2 separate regions of the Homo sapiens genome follow, and region 1 is linked to region 2. The links are chromatin loops, found by intact Hi-C in ENCODE. Cell type or tissue: heart left ventricle. All regions are shown on one strand. Links, peaks and the distances in the headings refer to the core of each region. The heading gives the core; the rest is flanking DNA. Region 1 overlaps GPR157 (G protein-coupled receptor 157). Region 2 overlaps SLC2A7 (solute carrier family 2 member 7).

Region 1 (10,121 bases), core at 1-8,000, 89 kb before region 2:
AGCACTTTGGGAGGCCAAGGCAGGCAGATCACCTGAGGTCAGGAGTTCAAGACCAGCCTGGCCAACATGGTGAAACCCTGTCTCTACTAAAAATACAAAAATTAGCCAGGCATGGTGATGCACGTCTGTAATCCCAGGTCTTTGGGAGGCTGAGGCAGGAGAATCTCTTGAACCTGGGAGGCGGAGGTTGCGGTGAGCCAAGACCACACCATTGCACTCCAGCCTGGGCAACAAGAGTGAAACTCGGTCTCAAACAAACAAATACGATTTCTTCCTAAAGGTGAAGGTTTTAAGCTTCAGAGTCAGTTTTTTTTTTTTTTTTTTTTTAAAAAAGGAGCCTCATTCTGTCGCCCGGAGCTGATGTGGTGGTGCGTGCCTGTAGTCCCTACTACTCAGGAGGCTGAGACGGGAGGATCCCTTGAGCCCAGGGATTTGAGGCTTCATTGAACTGGGATGGCACCACTGCCACTCCAGCCTGGGCAACAGCAGGACCCTGTCTCAAAAAAAGAAAAAAACAAAGGATTCAAAAGGATTCAGCTGTTTTGTATTCAGCTGAGGTAAGTGGCGGCATGGAGCATGGAGCGATTATTTACATTTAAAAGAAAAGAATTGAAAGTAAGCACCTGTATCTCTATTTTTATTCTGTGGGTCTTCCACAAACGCTTTCGTCTTATTTCAGAAAACAGCTTCTGTGTTCAGTCACAGGAGCCATCGGCAAAGAATGGAAGTGGAAATGCTACCTCCAGGGTCTTGGTGAGAGAAAGTACAGCTTTACCTGATAGGTGATTTCCCTTGGAATCCATCAGAACTCGACAAAGCATGATTTTCTGAGCCTAGTAAAATGGTTCTGAATCAAAACCGAAGTCACGCTGTGCTGCCGATCCCTGTTTGACTCTCAAAACCAAAATCTGTATCAGGAAAGGAATAATCATTTAGCAGACTGAGTCCAAAATGCTCATTTTTGGTTTCCTGTGAAAATGGATTTCTTTTTGTCGCTTTCTTTTTTTTTTTTTTTTTTTTTGAGATGGAGTCTCACTCTATTGCCCAGGCTGGAGTGCAGTGGTGCAATTTTGACTCACTGCAACCACCGCCTCCCAGGTTCAAGCGATTCTCCTGCTTCCCAATCCCAAGCTGCTGGGATTACAGGCATGCGCCACCATGCTCGGCTAATTTTTTGTATTTTCAGTAGAGACGGGTTTTCACCATGTTGGCCAGGCTGGTCTCGAACTCCTGACCTCAGGTGATCCACCCACCTCAGCCTCCCAAAATGCTTCGATTGCAGGCATGAGCCACTGTGCCTGTCCAAGAAAACAGATTTCTTGATGGAAATTAGTGAGACAGACATCCCCTTAGGATTGAAAGAGAGCTCTGGGCTGCTCCAGGGAAAGCCACTTGGCAGAAATAGCCTCTGTAAGTGAATTCTGGATTCCCCTGAAGACGTTACAGCAAATCTCTGGGTATGTCTCTGGTAAAGACCCTCACTTGAGCTTCTAGAAGGGAGCGAAAATTCAGGAATTTGCTTGCTGCAAAAGAGAACATGATTAACAGGTAAAAGAGAAAAGACAATATAGGCCACAGAGGAATAGTGTTAGGATCAACCCTGCTCAGCAGGGGCCTCTGGAGCCCTCCCTGCTGTACCCAAGCCAGAGCTGAGACATGGCTCCCCAGATGGACTGGCTGTGGTCAGGAAAGGCCTGTAGAGGGAGCTGAGGGCTCAGAAAATACCTGCTCCGGGTGCCTGGGCTCAAGTTCTCATTCCATTTCTTTGATGCCACTGGCCACTGTATCTGCTTTTGTAAAAACCTCCAAAAAGTTATACATCAGGTATCTCTAGTCAGCTTCCTCCGCTGCCCACCTCTTGCCACAGATGAGTGATCACTGTGAATGGTGGTGACCAGGTGGGCAGGGCAGGGGCTTGTCTAAGTGCCTTAGCCCAGGCCCCTGGCCCATCGACCTCGAAAACAGCAATATCGCCTCCTTCTTAGATCCAGTTACCAAGTCAGTCTAGCTGGGTGGGTAGTGCTCAGACAGAAAGGCTGGATGGGAAGGAAGTCACATCCTAAAAGTCCAGGAGGGGGCCAGGCGCAGTGGCTCACGCCTGTAATCCCAGCACTTTGGGAGACCAAGGTGGGCAGATCACCTGAGGTCAGGAGTTTGAGACCAGCCTGGCCAACATGGTGAAACCCTGTTTCTACTAAATATACAAAAAAAAAAAAAATAGTTGGATGTGGTTTCGTGTGCCTGTAGTGCCAGCTACTCAGGAGGCTGAGGCAGGAGAATTGCTTGAACCCAGAAGGCAGAGGTTGCAGTGAGCCGAGACTGCACCACTGCACTCCAGCCTGGGTGACAGAGCAAGACTCCATCTCAAAAAATAAAACAAGTCCAGGAGGGGCTGTTACTTCTTTTTAGTTTATTTATTTTTGTGAGGCAGGGTTTTGCTGTCTGGAGCATCATACCCAGTCTGGAGTGCAGTGATGCAATCATGGCTCACTGCAGCCTCCACCTCCCAGGCTCAAGCGATCCTCCCACCTCAGCTCCCTGAGAAGCTGGGACCACAGGCCTGGCTAAATTTTGACTTTTTGTAGAGACAAGGTTTTGCCATGTTGCCCAGTCAGATCTCAAGCGAGGGGCTGTTACATCTGATCAGGGCAAAAGGGGCTGTGCTCCTTGGACACTTTGCACAGCCCCAGTGGGCTTCTTTCTCCTCTGTTAGTGTGGTTAATGTTCATCTGCCTGCATCCCTGAGTCACCCAAGTGTAACCTCAGCCATAACACGTACTGCAGCCGGAACGGTGTCCGCAGCTCAGCGTCCCTCTCCCATGCACTTTCTGAACTTTGGTCTTTTAACCAGGTTTACCAGCCGCTTTCTGCCTCTTTGTGCTTTTGAGGGTTTTTTGGTTTGTTTGTTCTGTTTTGTTTTTAAATAAAGATGATTATTTGGCCCAGGCTGAGGGTGCAAACAGAACTCTTCACGTGTCCACGACAAGAAAAATAGTTTTTACAAACTTCTAGTTGTGGCATCAAAAGTGTGAGTTTTTGCACCTGCAAAATTGTAATGCAAGCCCTGACTGGGTGGAAGCTGAAGTCTTGCTGTTTTAAATTAAATAAATAAATTATTTTTCTCCTATGTGTTTGGTAAAGTGATTGCCTCCTGATGTGTTGTGCAGGGTGGGGAGGGGGCGGTTGCAGGACAGGTGGCTCGCATTGGCCTGTGTTGCTGTGGTTCCAGAGCCTACCATGAGGCTGAGACCTGGAGAAGACAGCTCTGCCCTTCTCTCTTGGCAAATTAGCTAAAGAGGCAGCCGCCCTGTTGGCATAGCCAGCTTCCCCTGAGTTGACCTAATAAAGATCATGGGGGTGGAGAGATAGGGAGAGGGTTTTAGAATACAGATTCCTGGGCTTTGTCCACAAAGTTGGTGCTTACCAGGGGAATGAAAGGCACTCCTATAGCAGGACCCTAGTGTAACCGCCCAGTGGGTTCACCTTGCCTGCTGCCTAGATAGAGCCGATGAGGGTCAACAGGTCCAAGTTCCAAGCACCCATGACTTGGGGCTGAACTTGATTAAGAGAGATGCTCCAGGGCTGAGCTGCTGACCCCTTCACCCTTCATGCATGGTTGTATCACACACAGGGTGACCCGCCGCAGCTGCATCTGCAGGCCTCCTGGTGGTCAGGGACTGCTGGGACACAGGGTCTCTTCTTGGAAGGGAGCAGCCTTCCAAACGCATCTACTGGAGCTGGCTGCCTTGCTGCGTGACTTGCAGATCTGCACTGGCCATGCAGCCCCACCTCCGGTCATAGTTTTCTTGAAACTGCTCCGCCTTGGGAATTTTGCTGCCAAAAGCTCCTAAACTTTCTTCCACTGTCTGGATTTTGTGCAGTTAAAACTGCATTGAGGAGAATGGCTTGAACCCGGGAGGCAGAGATCGAAGTGAGCCGAGATCACGTCACTGCACTCCAGCCTGGGTGACAGAGCAAGTCTCAAAAAACAAACAAAACAACAACACAAACTGCATTGAATAGCCCCTAGAAGTGGCATCTTGAATTTGGTTATTAAGGTACAACATACACAAACTTAAGTAATATTAAAATAGCAGGCCTGGTCCTGCTACTTCGACGCGACCACCCTGAGGTTTGTTAACTATTCTCTCCTGCCTTTGTCTTTGCATCTCTAAACTTGATGCTATGTGCTTACCTGGGAGAAAATGGAAGCATCCCCTTGAGGCCCTCTCCTGTGACCCTCCACTCATCAACTGCCATGCGCCTTTCCCTTTCCATCTGTCTCCCCTCAGTGACCTTTTTTCACCTCTTCCCTGACCTCTTCTCCGGAGTTCTCTTCGCCTTCCTCACCCCAGCAAATGCAGCATGCATTCAGAATCCAGGCTCCGTGTTCCACACTGCTCCACACCACTCCACACCGTTCCCTCTTGCCTGACCTCCTGCTTCTGCCTATATGCAGCTCACACCCCACAGGGTCACCTCCTTCTGCTCCCATAGACTTCTAAGCGGGTCTTTGGGATGCCACAGTCTCTGCAGAAACCATACGTTCCAGGGACCACTCTACCAGGCATTTTCCCCAGAGCCTGCCAGGCTCCTGGCACAGAGTCAGGCTGTATCCAAGGGTCAGCCCAGCATGCAGCTGAGGCTTAGGCCTTGCACATAGGAAAAGCTCCAGCAGGGGAAGCTTTGGGGGCAAGGTGGACCACTTTCTGAATGAAGCATGCGTGTCTAGTAACAATTACTCACCTGTGGGAGGAGAGTCCAGAATCCAGGCTCCACGAGGAAAAGGATTTGCCAGATGTGGTGGGGTCAGGACGTTGTCACTAGCTAATAGCTGGCGTTTCCTGAGTGCTTACCCTGTGCCAGGCCAGATATGAAGTTGCCCTTCTGCGGGCAGGATCCTGGAAACTGCACGGGTCACAGGCCCATGGAGTTGGCACTGCCTGTACACAGGACAAAGCTGGTGCTTACCAGGGAAGTGAAAGGCACTCCTATTGCAGGGCCCTAGTGTAACCGCCCAGTGGGTTCACCTTGCCCGCTGCCTAGACAGAGCCGATTTATCAAGACAGGGGAATTGCAACAGAGAAAGAGCGATTCACACAGAGCCAGCTGTGTGGGAGACCAGAGTTTTATTATTATTCCAATCGGTCTCCCAGAGCATTTGGGGATCGAGTTTTTAAAGATAATTTGGTGGGTGGGGAGGGGCCAGTGAGTCGGGAGTGCTGATTGGCTGGGTCAGAGATTAAATCATAGGGAGTTGAAGCTGTCCTCTTGTGCTGAGTCAGTTCCTGGGTGAGGGCCACAAGATGAGATGGGCCAGTTTATCGATTTGGTGCCAGCTGATCCATCAAGTGCAGGGCCTGCAAAATATCTCAGGCACTGACCTTAGGTTTTACAATAGTGATGTTATGCCTAGGAGCAATTTGGGGAGGGTCAGAATCTTGAATCCTCAGCTGCATGACTGCTAAACCATACTTTCTAATCTTTTGGCTAACAAGAAGGGGATCTACCTTGAGAAAAGGGCTGCTATCTTCTTTTTTCTAAACTATAAACTAAGTTCCTCCCCAGATTAGTTCAGCCCATGCCCAGGAATGAACAAGAACAGCTTGGAGGTCAGAAGGAAGATGGAGTTGGTTAGGTCAGATCTCTTTCACCGTCTCAGTCATAATTTTGCAGTGGCAGTTTCACTAGCAGGGTCTCAGAGTAGGAGAGAACAACATTGGGGTATTTATTCTTTTTTTTTTTTTTTTTTTTTGAGACGGAGTCTTGCTCTGTCACCCAGGCTGGAGTACAGTGGCACGATCTCGGCTCATCGCGATCTCCAACTCCCAGGTTCAAGCAATTCTCCTGCCTCAGCCTCCCTAGCAGCTGGGAGTACAGGCATGCGCCACCACACCTGGCTAATTTAATTTTTGTATTTTTAGTAGAGACAGGGTTTAGCCATGTTGGCCAGGCTGGTCTTGAACTCCTGACCTTGTGATCCACCTGCCTCTGCCTCCCAAAATGCTGGGATTACAGGCGTGAACCACCACGCCTAGTCCATATTTTTGAAGATCAAAACATATAGTTTCAGATGAGTCTTTCAGCCTTCTTGGGATTAGCAAGTCGTGATGTAATCCTTTCACACATGTGAGCACAGCATGATGAGGATTTGCTGGTGGCTAGTTGAATGAGTTTTGAGTCTAAGCTATCATTGGATGCTTTCTATTGAAGAGCTGATGAATCTTTCCAGGAAGTTCCTGGAGTGAACCATAAAGTTATTTGCAGCAGTTGTCTTGCAGGACAAGAATCTCCTGGGCATAGTGAAGTGATATTGATGAAGGCAGCCGTGTGTTTATCAAGTCATCTTACAGTAGACAAGCTGAGGGGATGGCTTTGATTCTCCAAGGAAACGAGAAGCAGGTGGGTCCCGACGACCAGGTTTGTGAACGACGAGGCTCTGGAAAGAGAGAGACTGAGTTCCAACTATGGCTCCATTGTTTATTATACTTGATCTTGGCCACAAGGCCGAGAAGTGGACTCCATCTTTTATTTATTTATTATTATTATTTTTTTTGGAGACGGAGTCTTGCTCTGTTGCCCAGGATGGAGTGCAATGGTGTGATCTTGGCCTACTGCAACCTTCACCTTCTGGGTTCAAGCGATTCTCCTGCCCCAGCCTTCCATGTAACTGAGACTACAGGCACATGCTACCATGCCCAGCTAATTTTTGTATTTTTAGTAGAGATGGGGTTTTGCCATGTTGGCCAGGCTGGTCTTGAACTCCTGACCTCAGGTGATCCACCTGCCTCAGCCTCCCAAAGTGCTAGGATTACAGGCATGAGCTGCTGTACCTGGCCCATTATTTATCCTTGTATTACTCTGAGAAAATGTTGACCTCACTCAGCCACAGGTTCATCTAAAATGGGGTGATATTGAGGCTTAAATGAAATCTAATGCTTCTAAAGCTGCCTTTGCAAAAATTATGACAGTGAGAGAAATCCAACATTGTTGATTCTGTCTTGCTTCTAAGCTCCAGGCTGTCCTTGGTCATTCCTGAGTATGGGCCAAGCTAACTTTGGGAGAAATTTAGTTTAGAGTTTAACCTTAAAGCAAGGATGATAATAGCCCTTCTCAAAACTAAACCACCTTTGTAAAACTAATGAAAGTCCACAAGGTTAGGATTATGAGAGGGGCCTGAATTCTGCTAAGATGTAGGCATAGGTAAATGACTACCAGCCATTGTTCCAGAGGTCACAAGACTTATAACCTCCCCAATTACTCCCGTAAGTAACATCACTATTGTAGAACCTAAGATTTGCTTTTTGAGATGTCTCAGACTTGTATTTCTGATGATGGCTAACTCTACCTGGACTCATGACTCAACCCATCCTGTGGCCCCACCCAGAGGAGGACTCAGCACTGTAAGACTTAAAGAAACAAGAAAGAAACACAAAATGTGGCTTGACAGTTAAGGACAGGTTTATTTTAGAGAAAACAAACCTGAGAGGGGCTTCCGGCTGAGTTAGGTCAGAGAGCCCTTCTCTCTGACAGACTAAGGATATTTAAGGGTTTTTTGGAAGGTGGGTGAGCTTATTGTAGGTTCAGAATGTTTCTATGTGAGGGAAAATTTATTGCGGGGTTAGAATGTCTCTGGTCAGAGGGGAGGCTGTCTTGGGGTTGGCATGTTTCTGGTCAGAGAGGGGTTTATCTTAGCATTGGAATGTTTCCAGTTATGCTAATATTGGCCATTAGGCTGATGTTCTGGGGCTGGATTTAGGCGGTTTTTCATCCATCAACGGGAACGTAGGATGGCGGTGTTTGTTCAAGATGGCAATGTTCCTGCTCTGTCAATCCAGTCCCTATAGTTATAAAAAGGATGAGGGGCGGCGTGTTCTTTCTGGCTACTTCCTGCTGAGGGCTGGGGGGCAGAGGGCGGAGAGTTCTTTGGTTTCGGATTAATTACAGGAGTAACTCCATTGTAGATGTTTTTGGGTAGTTGGTTGTCAGATGGCCATGATCCTGTTGGTTAAAAAGCTTTGAAAATGGTTCATTAAGCAGGGTAAGAACATTAGTCCTAGGCATATTATTAGGAGAGGGCCCAGGAATGGGATGACCCATGTTAGGATTTTGTGTTTAAACCAAGAATTTACTTGGTTGTCTTGGTATTCTCTTAGCTTTTTAGTCCTTTCTTTAAGTTTTTTTAGCAGCATCTCTTACTAGGCCCTATTGGTTGAGACAGAAGCAACATTCTTCACCCAGTGAGAGGCAGAGGCTCCAGTTTTCAGCCGTTATAAGATTTAGCCCTTGTCTATTTTGGAGGACTACTTCAGCCAAGGAGTCTAATTGGTCTTGGACTCATATAAGGCTTTGGGCCATATCTTCTAATGAATCCTGCAGGTCTGTTGACAGAGCTTTAAAGTATGTTAAGGAGGTGGGTAATCCTCCTGCTCCCAACCCAGTCCCAGAGGTTATACCTAAGGTGGCCATTAAAGGAATGACTTGGATGGCCCTCCTTTTTCTAACATACTGGACGGATGGGATGGATAAAGGCTGATTAGGAGGAACTAAGCCAATGGTGGGAGACAGAAAAACTAGGGTACAGGTTCCAGTCCAGTTGGTGGGGAGAAAAAGATATGTGTTGGTGCCACACAAAAAGAATAAGGCTTTGTCGTAAATATAGGCAGAGATATGGAAAGAAAATAAGTGAATTAAAGATGGGATATTTTTCCTTTCCTGTGGTTCATTACTCCAGGTGGACAAGGAGGAGGCCAAGGAGACACACCTACTATAGTAGAGATATAGGAGGAGTATAGGAGGAGGGTTTTTTGTTTTTTCAGACAGAGTTTCCCTCTTGTTGCCCAGACTGGAGGGCAATGGCGCGATCTCGGCTCACCGCAACCTCTGCCTCCTGGGTTCAAGCGATTCTCCTGTCTCAGCCTCCAGAGTAGCTGGGATTACAGGCACATGCCATCACGCCCGGCTAATTTTGTATTTTAGTAGAGACGGGGTTTCTCCATGTTGGTCAGACTGGTCTTGAACTCCCAATCTCAGGTGATCCGCCCACCTCAGCCTCCCAAAGTGCTGGGAATACAGGCGTGAGCCACCGTGCCCATCTGGAGGAGTTTTTTTTACACATCTAATGTGGTCAGATGTTGCGCCACTGATACTGAGCCACGGAAAAATGTGGGCACTAGGGGAAGCAGAGGTTAGGCCAGGGGGAGGGGCAGTAAAAGGAGCCGTTGCAGGAATGCTCCGTTCGCTTCAGGCAATACTTGGTAGTCAACCGGGTGAGTGTGATGGTCAGAGGGGTGCTTAACAATGATAGTGTGGCTGCATTAGTTAGAAGTTAAGAACCCTACAGGGAAACTTCCCCCAGAGGCTGAAAAGCAAATTGAGGCTTGTTGTAAAAGGGGCGTGTGTTTAGTTATGGGCCCTTCAATGGGAGGGCCTTGGGGCTTAAGGTGTTCTAGGGAGTTGTAATCGGTTTGAAATAATTTGTTGGCCTGATCTGCCCTGGAAATGGGATAATTGCCGACCAGCATGTCAGCTTTTTCCAAAAACGAAGCTCCTTTTTGGAGTTGATAGATTAGGGTTATGTTTCCTGTTAAAAGGTCATGAAGGGGTGCAGGAAGGGCTGTGTAAGCTGAGGAAGACAGCGGTAAGCACATCCAGGTCTCCGAAAAAAAGGAACAGTTAGCTTGCCACAAGAGAGATTGTGTAAGGTTTATAGAGCGTTCTAGTTTGAGCAGTAAGGAGTGGTTGTATTGGTGAGGTTGATGTGATTAGGGAATTTATATTGAAAGAAACAAGCAAAAAGAGAAAAAAGTTATTTGGGTAAGAGTAAAGTCCTGGAAAGCTCCTTGAAGCCATAGGTCCCATAGAATAGTGAGGAGCTGATCAGGATGTACAGTGGGAGTTTCATAAGCATACCACTGATGGTCTGTAGTAAGGTTGGTTAGGAAGTGATGAAAGTTTGGGAGACAAAGAGACATAAGCGGCTTATGTGCACTCCTCCTCCTTTTCCTCCAGGATTTGGGTGAGGCGAAGGGAAGTTGGTCCTGTGGAGATGTAACAGAAGGCTGAAGGGGTTTTAGATTTGGTTGTTTGGGTATGTGGTGAAGGGAAGTCTGTTTTCTTGA
Region 2 (10,649 bases), core at 1,803-9,802:
GCCAAGGCAGGAGGATCATTTGAGCCCAAGAGTTCACGACCAGCCTGGGCAACATAGCAAGACTCTGTCTCTACTAAAAATTAAAAAAAAAAAAATGAGCCAGGTGCGGTAATGCACGCGTGTAGTTCCAGCCACTCAGGAAGCTGTGGTGGGAGGATCACATGAGCCTGGGAGATTGAGGTTGCAGTGGGCTATGATCGCACCATTGCACTTCGGCTTGGCTGATAGAGCTAGACTCTGTCTCAAAAAAAAAAAAAAAAAAGAACTTGTCCACTTCCCACCATACCAGCAGGGGTGGGAGGCAGACGGAGACCCTGTTCTCTTAGTGGAATCTCAGTTCCCCTCCTTAGGCCAAGCCATCCAGAAGGAGCTCACTCAGACCCAGCGCAGGGTCCAGGCCCTGCCCTACCATGGCCCTAATGAGGCAGAGATTATCCCCTTTCCTGCTATAAAAGTAGGAACAAGACTGAGCTCATTTTCTCCGGGGTTCAAGTGTTTAAATCATTGCCTATTCTTTAGAGAAACGGTGTTCTTCCTGCAAAATAATTAATGACGTGTAAATTTGTATAACTCTCATGATTCCCTCCGTTTTGAATGTGGAAACCATTTGTAGGAGTACCCTGGTGAGAATGAAGTCCCCACAGTCCTTGGTTCACACATAGGAGCGTGACCTTCCGAGCACAGTGGTAGGTGGGCCAGGGGGTGCCCAGGCCCCGGGATCCTGAGTCCTTGGCTCCTTGCAGGCTGGCCGGTGCTTCTGGCGCTCACAGGGGTGCCCGCCCTGCTGCAGCTGCTGACCCTGCCCTTCTTCCCCGAAAGCCCCCGCTACTCCCTGATTCAGAAAGGAGATGAAGCCACAGCGCGACAAGGTATGAAGTCGCCGGCTACTCTCCCAGGCCCTGCCCACCCCGGGGGCCAGGCAGAGACACGGTCAGGGCCACAGTCAGGGTCGCCATGGGTCAGGGGTGAGAGCTGGGAGCTGAACGGGGTGGGGGGGTGGCAACTGGGGCACAACCAAGGTCAGGTCAGGGAATGGTGAGCTCAGGGCCAGCATGGGGGCTTGGGGCCCAGCCTGCAGGGAGACGGCCCTCTGAGCGGGTGGTTCTGCTTTCCGCAGCTCTGAGGAGGCTGAGAGGCCACACGGACATGGAGGCCGAGCTGGAGGACATGCGTGCGGAGGCCCGGGCCGAGCGCGCCGAGGGCCACCTGTCTGTGCTGCACCTCTGTGCCCTGCGGTCCCTGCGCTGGCAGCTCCTCTCCATCATCGTGCTCATGGCCGGCCAGCAGCTGTCGGGCATCAATGCGGTATGTGGGACGGTGGCCAGGCAGGGAGACAGATGAAGCAGACCCAGGCTTCATGGATAGCAACACACAGTTCCACCCACAGAGGCCTGGCCTGGCAGTGGGGCCAGGATCAGTCCAGGCAGAGCCAGATGTCAGGAAGAAACCTCACTCCTCTCTGCCTCCGTGCTCTGCCTCTCCCCACATGCCAGCTTCATTTTTCTCTGTTTCCCAGTCCCCAGAAGGAATGCCTCCTGCCAATAGTCCTTTCCCTTCTATACAAGAGACCAGCTAGACTGAGATGAGCTGAGGTCTCCTGGGTCCAAGCTCAGGTCACCAGGCCTGGGTTGGTAGGCCCAGCCTGTGTCAGGAGCCCATCTTGGGCCCACTTGTCTGTGATGTTTGTGGCATCGCTTTCTGCGACCGTGGCTCTTTGGCTGTAACTGTATCTAACCATGGTGTGAGGGAAGGGTGGAGATCTGACAGAAGCTAAAACACTGGAGATTGGGTGGGTGACCCAGTTGCTCCAGTGGCGTGTCGGGAAGAGGTGGCCTTGGCCTCAGGGATTCATGGATGTTTAACCAGTGATCGTGGGAGGGTAGATGGCCCAGGTGGGAGCCACCAGATGTGGAATAGCACACGTGGCCTTTCAAAGGGCTGTTTGTGCCAATGTCCTTGGCATGGGGCCAGAAGACAGACTCAACTTGCGGTTGGCTTGGCCCAGAGTGAGAGGTAAGAAGTCATTCTTTGGGATCTGAGCTCTTAGAGTAACTGAATGATGGAGGGAAAAGTGCTCTTGGAGGTCGTATGGTCTGACTTCCATTTTATAGACGCCAAACCTGAGGCCCAGAGAGGGAGGAGCTGCGACCCTGGATTCCAGGGCAGCGCCGGGCTCCACCCTGGTGTCCCGACTCCAGGTCAGGCCTCTTTTTCCCACCACCTGCTACCCTCTTCCTGTCCCAGGGTCCCCAACCCAGGCTTGCAGAACTGTGTGTGGCTTGAGTTGAGAAAGTTAAGCCAGCGTCCTGGGTCTTCCGGCCTGTCCTGACAGCCCTGTGTTTTTGTTTAGATCAACTACTATGCGGACACCATCTACACATCTGCGGGCGTGGAGGCCGCTCACTCCCAATATGTAACGGTGGGCTCTGGCGTCGTCAACATAGTGATGACCATCACCTCGGTGAGTGAGCAGGAGGCATCCTTCCTGCTGGAGGGTCTCTGGCCAGGTGCCGCCAGGCAGACAGGAGCCCCACAGAGTGAACTGAGTGCTGGTGGCCCTGGTCCTGGGGTCATTTAAGGGACATGGACTTTAGGATGCACACATACTAACTACCTGCATGACTTTGACCAGAAAACTCAAAATTCCTTCAGAGCCGGCCGGGCGCGGCGGCTCACACTTGTAATCCCAGCACTTCGGAAGGCCAAGGCGAGCAGATCACTTGAGGTCAGGGAGTTTGAGACCAGCCTGGCCAACATGATGAAACCCAGTCTCTACTAAAAATACAAAAAAATTAGCCAGGTGTGGTGGCACACACTTGTAATCCCAGCACTTTGGGAGACTGAGGCAGGTGGATGACTTGAGGTCAGGAGTTTGAGACCAGCCTGGTCAACATGGTGAAACCCCATCTCTATTAAAAAATACAAAAATGAGCTGGGCATGGTGGTGGGTACCTGTAATGTCAGCTACTTGGGAGGCCGAGTCAGGAGAATCACTTGAACTTGGGAGGTGGAGATTGCAGTGAGCAGGGAGATGGCACCACTGCACTCCAGCCTGGGTGACAAGAGTGAGACTCTGTCTCAAAAACAACAACAACAACAAAGAAAAACCTTCAGATCCAAGTTTCTTCCTTTGTAAAAATCATTATGGTGACTGCAATACATGGTATTCAAATGCAGGTACCCCTTTTTGTTGGTGCAGTTTCATGATTTCAGAGTTTAGTATTTAAAGTCTGAGCTACTTACGCTTTGATATATATGTTGCATGAAAAAGGGTCAGATGATCATGGCATTCCTTTCCCTAGACCATTTTCAAGTTATCTCCTGATTATTTTGATTCCTATTTCTTGAGTTGCCAGTGATGGTAAACATTTTCAAGAAAGTTATCTATTATTTGTATTTTCCCCAGAGCTAGTTTAAGTTCCAGTAAACTCTCAGAAGGTTTAGAAGGGCAGGGAGGGAGAAGTTAAGGAAAACAGTGGGAGAGGCTGACAGGAAAATTAAGGGAAGAGGACAGAGGTCCCCAGGCTGAAGTCTCAACCCCTTCCTCCTGCTGGATTTCTGTGGCCCCATCCCCAGTTTTCCCCTGGGGCAGGATCCATCCTTTATCCTCAGAGTCCTCCTCCTTGGGGATAAATGACCATAACTAGGACCTGCTTCACCATCATCCTACCTGGAGCAACCCAAGCCAGAAAAATACCCTTTCCCTCTCCCTGGAGGAACAGCATCTGGGAACCAGGCATACAGCAGGAAATTGACAGTATTTCCCTGATTTTTGGGGTGCACTTCGCTCCCATCCTGAATGGCAGTGATAGTCTGTCTGTTGGGATGTTGGGAGGACATGAGTCAGCTAACATGAGTCAAGGGGCTGTACAGGGCCGGCTCTGGTCAGCCATTAGGGATGGAGTAGAATGGAAATGGTATTAGAAGTAGAAAAGGAGCCAGGTGTGGTGGCTCATGCCTGTAATTCCTGCACTTTGGGAGGTTGAGGCGGGCGGATCACCTGACGTCAGGAGTTCGAGACCAGCCTGGCCAACATGGTGAAACCCCATCTGTACTGAAAATACAAAAATTAGCCGGGCGTGATAGCACATGCCTGTAATCCCAGCTACTCGGGAGACTGAGGCAGGAGAATTGCTTGTACCCGGGAGGCGGAGGTTGCAGTGAGCCACGGTTGCACCACAGCACTCCAGCCTGGGTGACAGAGTGAGACTCCACCAAAAAAAAAAAAAAAAAAAAAAAGAAGAAGAAGAAGAAGTAGAAAAGGAAGGAAGAAGTCGAAAGAATGCTGATCACAGGGAGTGTGGCCTGGGCTTGGTTGTTGGAGAAGGAGCTGGCTGAGTGGAGGGGTCAGTCCATCAGGTGGAAAAGTGGAGAGATGAGGGGCCCCGCATGATGTGAGCCCAGATTCCAGATGGCCTCAATGTCGAGTGGAGCCCCAGAGAATAGGAGGGGGCTATTTTTATTCTTATTCTTTTTATTTATTTATTTTTTAAACATAGAGACAGGGTCTTACTATGTTGACCCGGCTGGTTTCGAACTCCTGAGCTCAATCAATCCTCCTGTCTCGGCCTCCCAAAGCGCTGAGATTACAGGTGTGAGCCACTGTGCCCAGCCCAGGGGCTATTTTTAAATGTAGGTTTTATTCTTATTCAGGTATGGTGAGGCCAACAGATCAGGAGGTGGCTACTGCTGGAAAGACAGTTTGTTCCTCACAGATCCCATGAGGAGGGTGCGGTCCACGCCATTCCGGGCCTGCGGGGAAGCCCCAGGGTTGGTCAGGAAGCAGAGGCATGAAGGGGAAGTGTGAGGATGAACCTTTACTGTGGTTCCCACAGAAAGGAATGGGTGAGGCAGAGCGAGCAGGTTTAGGAGTAGCTGGTGTGAATAATTTCCTCAGGGTCGGGGACCACAGGGGCTGTGCCAGCTGTCTGGCCCCTGGCCCCCAGGGTGTTAGGGCAGGTGATGCTGGCCTTGCGTGTGAAAGCTCAGCAAAGGAAGACCTGGGGTGTGGGCCTGCATTGTTGGTTTGCAGATGAAAGAGGCACTCACTCCCAGACAGCGGTTTGTTTGCTATCAGTGGGGTGGGAAGGGCAGTCCCTCCAGGGCCATAAAGGTCCCAAGATGTCAAAGCATCAAACACAGAAACTAGAAAATGTGGTTATTCTAGTGGGTAGCAAGGGGTGCAGGGAGCCAAGATCCAGGAGGTCTGGAAATGAATGACCAGAACAAGGAAGGGTGGTGGTGAAGAGCATGAATGTCTGACCCATGTCAAATCAGCGGCCTGCATCCCACATGCAGGCAGCAGGGGTAAGAAAGGGGCACCTAAAAGGTGACGCACGGTGGCTCACGCCTGTAATCCCAGCACTTTGGGAGGCCGAGGCAGGAGGATCACTTGAGGCCAGGAGTTCGAGACCAGCCTGGCCAACATGGTGAAACCTCGTCTCTACGAGAAATACAAAACTTAGCCGGGCATGGTGGCAGGTGCCTGTAATCCCAGCTACTTGGGAGCTGAGGTAGGAGAATCACTTGAACCTGGGAGGCAGAGGTTGCAGTGAGCTGAGATCGCACCACTGCACTCCAGCCTGGGCAGCAAGAGCAAAACTCCGTTTAAAAAAAAAGAAAGAAAGACAAAAGAAAGAAAGGGGCACCTAAGAGGGGCCCACAAAAGGAAGTGGAGGCTCGGCCCAAGAACCGTGGGCGCCAGGCCAAGGCGGCTTCTCACTGTCCCCCTTCCCCTCCAGGCTGTCCTTGTGGAGCGGCTGGGACGGCGGCACCTCCTGCTGGCCGGCTACGGCATCTGCGGCTCTGCCTGCCTGGTGCTGACGGTGGTGCTCCTATTCCAGGTCTGACCTCATTTCCTGCCCCCTGGGTGGGGAGTCATGGGGAGGGTGGGAGGTCCCCTGACTGAACCGGGCCCGCTGCACCAAGTGGTTGGTTCTGAGTCCCACTGATGGCATGCATCCTGCCTGGAAAAGTACTTTGCAATGCCCCATCCTGAAGTGAATGTCACAGATGGCTTCATTTACCTACACCTGCACATGCAAATAAGTAACCGGATAGATGGTCCAGCTGTCATGGGAAAGAGAAACAAGGAGGACAGTTTGCAATAAAATATGTGCTTCAATGCGTAAATGCAAGGATGCCACCGCATTAGAAAACATCTATGGGCGGTGAACAGGTGTGGGTTAAGGAAAGACCAGAAGTCACCCCATTCGAGAGGTAGAAGGAGGCTGAGCACAGTGGCTCACTCCTGCAATCCTAGCACTTTGGGAGGCCAAGGCAGGAGGACCCATTGAGCCCAGGAGCTCAAGACCAGTCTGAACAACATGGTGAGACCCCATCTCTACAAAAAATACAAAACGTTTTCTGGGTGTGGTGGTGTGCACCTGTAGTCCCAGCTACTCAGGAAGCTGAGGTGGGAGGATCACCTGAGCCTGGGAGGTCAAGGCTGCAGTGAGCCATGATCGCACCATTGTACTCCAGCCTGGGGGACAGTGAGACCCTGTCTCAAAAAAGAAAAAACAAAACAAAACTACGAATCATTTTTCAGTAAGACTAAAACACAGCAGACCACCCAAACAAGAAGTACATCATTTTAATTTGCAGTGTTCTCAGCCTGTATGTATTATCCACGTTCTACGGAAGTGATGAAAATACGTGGTGTGTCATGATATAAAATCTCTAAAAAGCAACCAGCATTCTGTGTCTCCGAGGCAGCCTCTTTGCTGTTGCTTGTGCAGGAACGGCAGCACTGTCCTGAGCCCTTTCAAATGGAAAATATATCAGCAACGCAATTGCACATGAGTACAAGAATGTGTGAGGAGCTCATTCTGTCATGTAGAGCCAAGATCTTTGCTCTTTTCCTTCTTTTCCAAGCTGCCCTCTCTGCAATGACTTGTCCTTAACCACCAGAGAGTGCAGAGAGCTCCATGTGGGAAAGAGCTGGGGGATTCAGGGAATGACCAGGAGGCCAGGGCCTGCGGGGAAAGCAAGGCCTGGCGACGAACAGTGTTAGTGATGCTCATAAATCAATTAAAGTTTCCCTCGGAAAGAACTTTCTTCTTTAATTTTAAAACCAGTATAAGTTCTCAGCCAGACGCAGTGGCTCACACCTGTAATCCCAGCACTTTGGGAAGCCAAAGCGGGTGGATCACCTGAGGTCAGGAGTTCTAGAGCAGCCTGACCACGTGGTGAAACCCCGTCTCTATTAAAAATACAAAATTTAGTCGGGTGTGGTGGCGTGTGCCTGTAATCCCAGTTACTCGGGAGGCTGAGGCAGGAGAATCACTTGAACTCAGGAGGCAGAGGTTGCAGTGAGCCAAGATCACAGCACTGCTCCAGCCTGGGTGACAGAGCGAGATTCTGTCTAAAAAAAAAAAAAACCAATATAAGTTCTTAGCAGAACCTTTAGGGATTCTAGGAAGTGAAAAGAGGTGAGCACGACTGAGCGCCACCTGCAGAGACCACCGCCAGTGACACTTCTGAAACCTAGGGGCATCCCCGGTGGCTCTTTCACTCCTTCTGTCCAACCAGGGGCTCTGCCTGAAAATGCAGCAGCAGCTGCTCGCTTCACACCGGGTCCAGGGCGGCCCCACCAACCCAGCCAGCCTCGCTTTTGCTTGAAGTGTTGAATGGCCCCAATCCTCCTGCCTTCTCTTCTTGTTGAAAATGAATCAGATCTTGTTGCTTCTCTGCTTGGAAGCTCCCAGTGCCTCCCCTCCCACCTCGCCATCCAGCTCTGCTGCCAACTTGTCCCTTGAGGCCGTCTCATAACTGTGACTACAGGGTTCCCTGGGAAGTTCATCTGGGGGCACCCGGTTAGTTTGGCTGAAGTCCGTTGACCCGGTTTTGCATTGGCTGTTCTCTCGGCAGTTGGGAGCAGAGATGGTGGTCTGCCAGCTCCACGGGTCCGGGGGTCCTAGGAGTCTCCAGAGAATGGTAGAGAAAGTCCGGACCTCAGCTCACTCATGTTGACTGGGTGACTTCAGCCACTGCTTGATCCCTGAGGGACTAAGGTTCCTCATGGTCTGTATTCAGGGCCCTCTGTGCTCTGCTTCCACAATTGTGGAACTGAAACAATCATATAAGCCGGGCGTGGTGGCGCACGCCTCTAGTCCCAGCTACAGGAGGCGGAGGCAGGGGAATCTTGAACCCGGGAGGCGGAGGCTGCAGTGAGCCAAGACTGTGCCACTGCACTTCAGCCTGGGCGACAGAGCGAGACTCTGTCTCAAAAAAAAAAAAAAAGAAAGAATCGTAGAGTCACTCAGAGGGCAGAGGAGTATCACAAAGATCAGATGAGTTAATATTTGTGATTTGTAAAGTGCAGAGAATGGCACCTGGCAGGAAAATAACTCAAAGGTAGATGCCCCTCGTTCTCCATGACGCTCATCAGGTGAGGCTGGAGGGAGCCCTGTGGGAGGCTACAAGGCCTGGTTCTCACTGGCCTTCCTCTCTTGCCCACAGAGCCCTCAAGGTCCATGGAGGTGCCCAGACATCTAGGTGCAGCTCCTCCCTGGGGCAGGAAGGTGGGACCCGCAGGTGGACCCCCCCGCACGTGGGGCTCCTGGCCTCAGCCCAGACAGCCCTGCCTCTCCCCACAGAACAGGGTCCCCGAGCTGTCCTACCTCGGCATCATCTGTGTCTTTGCCTACATCGCGGGACATTCCATTGGGCCCAGTGAGTACCTGCACGCCTCCCTCGCCCCGGCCATCCTGGTCCATTCCTGGGCCTGACACACAGTCAGTGCTCGACACATATTTGCTGAGTGAATGGACGTCCTTGGTCCCCGTGCTCACGCAGATCCCACACGTTCTTAGTTCTCAGCCTTGATGGCACTCCAGGCCATGTGCATTCATTCAACCAGCGCCAGCCAGGCCAGCGCCCCACTGATCATCTGTGGCTCCCAGGGGGGCCCAGACTCAGGTCTGGCACCCAACAAGGACATGAGCTTTTGCAGAGAGGGAGCTTATGCCAGTCAGACACCCCTGGGGCACCTTGGTTTACATCCACACCCTCCAGACACTCACTTGAGCCTCCAAGCCCACAGCACACCCAAGGCTCAACTGCCTTCTATCCCCGCTGACTGCCAGCTACAGTCCCTTATTACACTGTCCCCAATGTCCTGTTGCCAGTGGCTTCGGGCCTCCACCTGGGCCCACCTGTTGGGCAGCCTCTGAGACTCCAGACTCCTTCCCTAGTGTGTCCTGAGAATTGAACCTCCTTCTCCCTGCCTGGGAAAAGACACCCCTGACTGTGAAGACTCTAATAACATTCCCTGAAGAATGTTCATTTTGAAAGCACTGTCCATAAACCAAAATGAAGGTATTTAATTCATTCAACATCCATTGGCGGAATACCTGTTTACACTGTGCTGTGTCAGGCACATGAATGAGACCACATACTTGTATTTAAGGGTATTTAAGAAGTGGGATTTAGGCCTGGCATGGTGGCTCATGCCTGTAATCCCAACATTTTGAGAGGTGGAGGGAGGCAGGCTGTTCACTTAAGGTCAGAAGTTCGAGACCAGCCTAGCCAACAAGGTGAAACTCCGTTTCTACTAAAAATGCAAAAATTAGCCAGGTGTGTTGGCGGGCGCCTGTAGTCCCAGCTACTCGGGAGGCTGAGGCAGGATAATCACTTGAACCCAGAGGTTGCAGTAAGCCAAGATCCACCACTGCACTCCAGGCTGGGCAAGAGAGCAAGACTCTGTCTAAAAAATAAAGGGGAGCGGGTGGGGATTTAGAGCAGGACGCCTTCCCAGTGTACCTCAAACGTGGAGGCAGCAGAACCTCAAAGGAAAAGTGCCAGTGTGTGTAGACCTGGCCGGGTTCCAAGCCGTTCTGCCCCCACTGCCTGTGTGTCACCTGGAGCAAGCCATGGTGCTTCTCCAAGAACGGGGTGATCAGGTGTGCCGGCAGACGCGAGGTCAGAGCATGGGCTGATCTGACATTCAACTTAGACCTAAGGACTATTGGCTGCTGTTGTTGTGGTGGACAGGAGGAAGGCAGGACAGATGACATCCCTGCCGGCGTCCACTTTGGGGTCAGGGCCCTGGAGAAGGGGCCCGGGCCCCAAGTCACTGGGCTGCAGGAGTTTGCACTTGACATCCCAGCTTCATTCAGGGGCTTTGAATTCTTCTCCATGTCCATCCAGAGAGGGAGATCGGTCCTTTTCTTTTTTTCCTTCTTTTTTTTTTTTTTTTTTTGAGTTGGAGTCTCACTCTGTTGCCCAGGCTGGAGCGCAACCTCCATCTCCCGAGTTCAACAGATTATCCTGCTTCAGCCTCCTGAGTAGCTGGGACTACAGGCACACGCCACCATGCCGGACTAATTTTTATATTTTTAGTAGAGATGGGGTTTCATCATGTTGGCCAGGCCGGTCTCGAACTCCTGACCTCCAGTGATCTGTGAGACCGGACCTTTTCAATGAGGCCATTTCACCACCTAAGCGGGGGTGGGAAGCTTGGAGGAGGAGGGACAGAATCTTCCTCTTTCTTTGTGTAAAGCTACAGATATCTATATATGCAGGACCTAAACAGACGCACAGTATTAAAATTTCATGGGAGTGGCGATTAGGGAACAAAAATGGCTTTAGACATTTTAGACAAGGCTTCTTAAGGAAGCGATAATGAAAAACAGTTGTCCAAGAAG

What was found. A loop is a pair of places that touch in the nucleus more often than their neighbours do. Peaks named below come from ENCODE experiments on the same cell type or tissue, not always from the same donor. Only the 100,000 strongest peaks of a DNase experiment are listed, where the experiment ranks them.
Region 1: a loop joins it to region 2, with 7 times the contacts of the local background. A loop is called at or near these places in 75 of 110 quality-filtered maps.

The regions. Positions count from the first base shown.
Region 1 is chr1:9,093,311-9,103,431 of GRCh38, reverse strand. It overlaps GPR157 (G protein-coupled receptor 157), which reads left to right. Exons shown (of 4, transcript NM_024980.5): 4 at 1-3,127. It also overlaps a transcript of SLC2A5 not described here. Among named protein-coding and RNA genes, the nearest start is that of SLC2A5, 29 kb to the right of the region's middle. In heart left ventricle, for the core only: a CTCF peak has its summit at 1,699 (motif pointing right); a DNase peak (open chromatin) is centred at 1,693.
Region 2 is chr1:9,005,337-9,015,985 of GRCh38, reverse strand. SLC2A7 (solute carrier family 2 member 7) reads left to right here. Exons shown (of 12, transcript NM_207420.3): 6 at 744-869; 7 at 1,118-1,305; 8 at 2,351-2,461; 9 at 5,742-5,843; 10 at 8,601-8,676. Among named protein-coding and RNA genes, the nearest start is that of SLC2A7, 16 kb to the left of the region's middle. RefSeq lists a silencer at 4,912-4,971 and enhancers at 7,228-7,728, 7,729-8,229. In heart left ventricle, for the core only: a CTCF peak has its summit at 5,784 (motif pointing left); DNase peaks (open chromatin) are centred at 4,745, 5,784 and 8,106; H3K27ac peaks cover 216 bases.